2 separate regions of the Mus musculus genome follow, and region 1 is linked to region 2. Evidence: chromatin loops called from intact Hi-C (ENCODE). Cell type or tissue: heart. All regions are shown on one strand. Links, peaks and the distances in the headings refer to the core of each region. The heading gives the core; the rest is flanking DNA. Region 1 overlaps St7l (suppression of tumorigenicity 7-like). Region 2 has its middle 6.4 kb from the start of Wnt2b.

The links. Peaks named below come from ENCODE experiments on the same cell type or tissue, not always from the same donor. Only the 100,000 strongest peaks of a DNase experiment are listed, where the experiment ranks them.
Region 1: it touches region 2 in a loop (2.1-fold over the local background); 4 of 42 quality-filtered maps call a loop at or near these places.

What each region holds. Positions count from the first base shown.
Region 1 is chr3:104,901,414-104,904,340 of GRCm38, forward strand. All of the region lies in intron 11 of St7l (suppression of tumorigenicity 7-like), which reads left to right. Among named protein-coding and RNA genes, the nearest start is that of St7l, 38 kb to the left of the region's middle. In heart, for the core only: no CTCF peak of the experiment used is centred there; no DNase peak of the experiment used is centred there.
Region 2 is chr3:104,966,681-104,969,607 of GRCm38, forward strand. No RefSeq gene overlaps it. Among named protein-coding and RNA genes, the nearest start is that of Wnt2b, 6.4 kb to the left of the region's middle. In heart, for the core only: a CTCF peak has its summit at 1,489; a DNase peak (open chromatin) is centred at 1,501; H3K4me3 peaks cover 1,195 bases; H3K27ac peaks cover 1,489 bases.

The sequences.
Region 1 (2,927 bases), core at 101-2,600, 65 kb before region 2:
CTTCTAAGGGTGTAAAATGGCACTTCTTTTGGGAAACAGTTGTGTAATTAAATGTAGGTTTACTGTGGGACCCATCAATTCTATTCCTAAGTATCTGGTTGAGAACAGTGAAAGCTTGTCCAAAGTTTTTATGTGCAGTTATTCACAATAGTCAACAACTTGTAAAAATTAAGAGTGAGGAAGTTGCGGTGAAGCTGTAACAGAACGCTGATGACAGCAGCAGTGGACAGTGAAAAAGCCTGAGGCCAAAGACCTGACCTCTGTGAAATGCTAAAATAAACAAATAAGCTGACCTTGTAGACACATTCAGATCAGTGGGCCCACAGGCTGAGGATGAGGTGGGAATAGGCTTATATTAGCAGGAGGGGACATTCTGTGATTAAAGGTGCAGATTTATATATAAAGTTACTAAAAACTTCGAGTTGTATACTTGAACAGGTGATTTTCTAAAAGTTTTAGGTTTGACTATAAAGTAATGAGTTGATGGTGACATCTTCATGCAAGTGTGTAATGATTCTCTGCTCTCTTCTCTTCTCTAGTTTGTTCTTCCTGCTTTCCCATTATCATTCTATTACCTTCTCTATTTCCCACCTCCCTTAAGAATTCTTCCTACCTTCTTATGATCCCTTCTATTAATTTAATGATTTAAAAACACACACATATAAATACATGCATATTTGTGGAGAGGATACATGTTTGTGTGTGTGTGTCGGGGGAGTACAAGTATATGTGCTCCAGCGTGTCCATGTGGAGTACAGATGACAACCTCCAGTGTTGTTCCGCAGGATCCATCCATCTTGTCTTTGAGACAGGATCTCTTGCTGGCCTACTACCTCCCTGAACATTTTGTTTACATGGAATCTGGGGCTCTTACATAGGTCCTCATGGTTACATGGCAACTGAGATGACTTCCCAGCCTCGTATGTTTTAACTTAGTGCCATAGATGAGGCAAGTGCCATATTTGCCTTTTTGGTCTGGCTTATTTTATTTAACATAATAAGTTGCGCTATTTTTTTCTGCATGTGTCACAGTTTCTTTTTCCTTTATGTCTGCATAAATTCTGTTGTGTATATGTGCTGCCTTTTTATCTATCCATGTATTGATGAATATCTAGGCTGCTTGTCTTTCCTGTCTGTTGGAAATAGTGCAGTTTTAATGTGGATATGCAAGTCTCTGTTGTTGATTAGAGTCATTTGGGTGTATATCAAGAGTTCTGTATTCAGGGTTTTTGTTTGTTTGCTTTGGGTTGTTTGTTTGTTTGTTTTTTGGTTATTTGAGACAGGGTTTCTCTGTGTAGCCCTGGCTTTCCTGGAACTCACTTTGTAGACTAGGCTGGCCTCGAACTCAGAAATCCGCCTGCCTCTGCCTCTTTGTTCAGTTTTTAAGGAATCTCTATACTGACTTCCATAGTCACTGATATAATCCTGTCAGCAGGGAATAAGGAAAGTTCCTCTTCTGTTACAGTCTCACCAATGTATTTTGTCATAAGTCTTTTTAATGGTAGCCATTCTGACTTGGGTGAGGCGGAATCTCAAAGCAGATTTAATTTGTTTTTCCTTTATGAGTAAGGGTGTTGAATACTCCGCAAATATTTATTGTTTACTTGTATTTCTTTCTTGAAAACTGCATATTTAGTTTATTAGTTCATTTATTTTTAAATTCTATTTTATTTAGTATGTAGCCAAATAGAAACTATTGATATGTTATGTAATGTAATTCATAACTGTATTTTGAGTAGCCCATTTATTGATAGGGTTATTTGTAAAGTTTTTGGTGTTTAATTTTTACAGTTCTTTATCCTGGATGTTAATTGATTGTCTGATAGTGGTTAGCACACATTTTTCCTGTTGTGTAGGTTGTGTCTTCACTCCAGGGATTGTTTCTGTTGTGCGCAAATGCATCTCGATTTGATGTAATGCTATTCTATAAGACTGTGTGTATGTGTGTGTATATAACACATTAATTTTTTATTTATAGATAGAAATTAGTTTCCCCTTGACCAAATATCAGGGCAGATGCCAGTTCTGCTCTGTCAGAATATACAGCTAAGTATAATGGTGCTGTGAACTGTCATTTGTAGTCAGATGCTTTAAGCTGAGTGTCATCAAGATGATTATTAAGATGTTCGGGAGAAACGCTAAGCCCTAACAACTTGAATGCTATCCCACTTAAATAATATTGATGTCATATGAACTGGAAGAGCTCTGGAATTTGTAGCTGTTTTTGCCAGGTTTTATAAATGATGAAGCATGCACAGCTCATTCTCTGGCTGTGGGTGCTCGCTATTCCTGACTCTCAGCTGGAAGAGAGCAAGCATAAAGGGCGTTGGGGGATTTCCCCTCAGACTTCAACTGTGGGGTGTAATAACTTAGTTAACCAATGGAAGAGTGTCATTCAGTACATACATACATTTCAATTTTCTTTTGCCTTACAAATTTATTATGCAACTTTGTCAAATAGTTCCATGAGTCTTAGCAGTAAAATGACAGGGGATAAAAGTGTTTACGCAGAAACTATTTTCTGGCAACTCTCCACATAACAGAATGTCTATAGGTCTAGAGCTATGCTGTTTGTTAAAGCTGGAAGCTGTTAGATGTCCGACAGGAAGATGATATAAATCTCTTCAGGCTATGGATTTGCTTTGAGGTATTTCACTAATATTGATGATTTATATAGATTTTTTTCCTATTGAATGTATTTCACTATGTGATAACTATGATGTTGTATCAAAGTAAAATAGTATATTTTCATTGGTTTTGACTTGTTCTTCATTACCTGGCTATGGCTTCAGTTCAACAAAAATTATTTTCCAAGTCACTGAAAAAGATTCTGTGTCTTTTAGCTACTATAGGAATAGTCAAATTTTTTATTTTCAGTAGAAATTATTTCATCTAATCTAACTATCCCACAGAATTACGTTTTATTA
Region 2 (2,927 bases), core at 250-2,749:
CTGCAGTACAAGGGCCAGAAAAGATTTAAAAACAAAATGCTTCCTACCTTCAACTCAATGCAGAACTTAGGCACTATTTACAATACTGTAAGTCACTTCCCCACGTTGGGCCTCAGTTTCCCCACACTGGGACTAGAGTAGATGGAGAGGATGGAGAGCAACTTTCTGCTGTGGAACGTCCTCTGTCTTTATCTCTTCTTCCTTTAGCATACGCCATCCTGTTATGCCCAAGGCCTCTGCCTCTGCTTCTAAATTTGACCCTGAAGCCTGGACTCGAGCGTCTTAAGGACGCCAATGGGGAGAGTCCCTGTTAGTGTCAGCCAGCAAGGCCCTCAAAGCAAGATTCGTCACTACTCCACTCCCTTAAACATCAGTGTAGACAGGGTCCCTTTCTGGGGCCATGTCTGGGATACAAACCAGATTAGCTCATCTCTCTAATCCTCTTTGTGCTGGAGCCTCTGCCAGGCAAGGACACCCACAGTGCCGTGTGTGTGTGTGTGTGTGTGTGTGTGTGTGTGTGTGTGTGTGTGCGTATTTGTGTGTGTGTATGTGTGTGTGTGTGTGTGTGTGTGTGTGTGTGTGTGTGTGTTCTTGGAAAGGCAGGGCACACAAGGTTCTCTCCTCTGGACCCCCTCCTTCGAGTAAAGGCCAAGTCAGCAAGCCTCCCTGTGTTTAAAAAAAAAAAAAAAAAAAAAGGCTGAGGTTTGAGCCAAGCTTGCCTCCCACCTCCATTCCAGTCTCTTCTGCAGGCTTTCCAGAACTGGATTATGCATTTCAGCTATTCCCCTGTTCCCGAACAGTCCAGAATCTACCCCTCTTCAACGCATATCTCACGGCCTAATTGTGTGTACTTTTCGGTCATTTTAGGACTTGGCAATCCCTTCTTGAAAAGCCCAGAACTTGCAGAAGGACATAGGGAACGTGGGGGAGGGGTGGGGTGGGGATCAGGCTGGCCCTCGGCATTGCACTTCAAATTGGAAGCCTCCAACCAAGTCCCTGAATTTTCCTTGGAGAGATCTCTCTGGGCTGATAAGATCAAAGCATTCCCTCTGCCAAATCATTACCTTATTTTCGAGGCAATTACAGAACTTATTGTATCAATTAGCCAGGTCTCCAGCTGCAGCTGTTTATCGCTGGCTTTTAGTTCGCTGGCTAAGGGTCTGCCCTGCCGAGAAAGCCGGACCGAGGAAAGCGAGAGAAGGGCGGCGTCTGGGCCGGGAAGGCCCGGTTGCTCTCTGTGGGAATGGTCGGCGGAGGGCGGGAGGGCGTCCAGGGGAGTGGAGCCCGCGGACCACTCTCGCCGCCATCCCTCTGTTCTAGGCGTCACAACGCACGGACGTGGCCCAGAGAGACGCCGCAGACCCAGGGGTGAGGCAGGTCGCCGGGGTCGGGCGAGGCCGGGGCTCCGCGGGGACCCGACTGAGCGAGCCCAGACGCCCAGTCCTTTGCAACGCTCGCGGCCGGCTGGAATGCACCCCGTGCGCAGGGCGCCCCGCCGTGGCGTTTTCTGGAAAGACAGAGGGCCGAGTTTCATTTTGGGGATCCCTGGGTTTCAGATAGGTCTGGACACAGAGAAGGGAGATATTTCCAAGAGTGGAAGAGTGTGACGTTCAGGGATTCCACCAGGACCGCAGCGCCTAGAACCAAACGTACCTGAAACCAGCATGGGTAAGGAATCCCTGGACGTCCTCAGACTTTTTGATCTTAGAAACACAAATATTACCGAGGTTCCTCCAGAGGGCTTCTTTTGTTTAGGTGAATTACTGTCACTCACGGTCACTGGAGTAACAGAAACACAGGGACCAACTGATAAAGTCCCTGATGGCCAGCCGAGGAGGCCATGAGCAACAACATAAAAACATTTCTTGATAGTAATCCAAAGAATAAAACAAATATCCACGAGTCTGAACTAATATAAATAAACAACTGAACAAATAAATAAATGGGGAAAGGACAAGTCTCCCATGTAGGAAGACTTCCAAGAAACTTATGTAGACACTGCACACTCAGCGACACGAAGTATGATTCTAATCCTTAAGTGTGCGCTGCACATTCTGACATCTTCCTAACACACACAACACAGCTATGGTGTGGGGAAGGGAAATGGAATTTACCATGGGAGAAACCTGACAAATACTTTAGCCGGGGCATCAGGCTCAACATTATTGGAGTCAGGGCAATAGTTTTTGCCCCAATGACAAAAATAACACTTAAGTCTCTTGTTGCTACAGAGCAACAGGACCACATTTGTTGCTAGAGAAATGGTAAAATGGCCCAGTGAGTTGGGAAGGCAGCTCAGGGATGTCATAGGAAATGCTATATACTCTTACCGCGTAACGAAATAATTGCACCCATTCACTGGGATGGCCACATAAAATCCTGCACACAGAGGCTGATAGCTACTCTCTCCATAACTGTCAGGATGGGGGAGCAACTGACATGCCCTTCAGAGATGAATGGAGACGTGAGCTGTGCATACAGAGAATGGAATGTTTTTAGTGATAAAATGAGCTATGAGGCCTGGAGGAGCTTCCCCTGTATATCACTAGCAGAGAGAAGTGGACCTGAGAAGCTGTGGCTCCGACTGCATTTCTGACAAAAGGCAAAACCACGGGAATGATAGGGTCAGGATTCCTTCCTCTGGGACCCCTTTTTGTAATCCCAGTGTCATGAGAAACCAGGAGAAAAATATCGGACAAATCCATCCGAGGAATTTATCTATCTATCTATCTATCTATCTATCTATCTATCTATCTATCTATTTATTTATTTATTTTCGAGACAGGTTCTTGCTGTGCAATCCAGGCTGGCCTTGAACTCTCAACCCTTCCACCTCAGTCCACCACAGGCTGGGGTTATTGATATGCATCATTACATCCTGCTGAAAATAATTTCCTTATTTGTTTCTTTTTGTAATATGCTAGGGA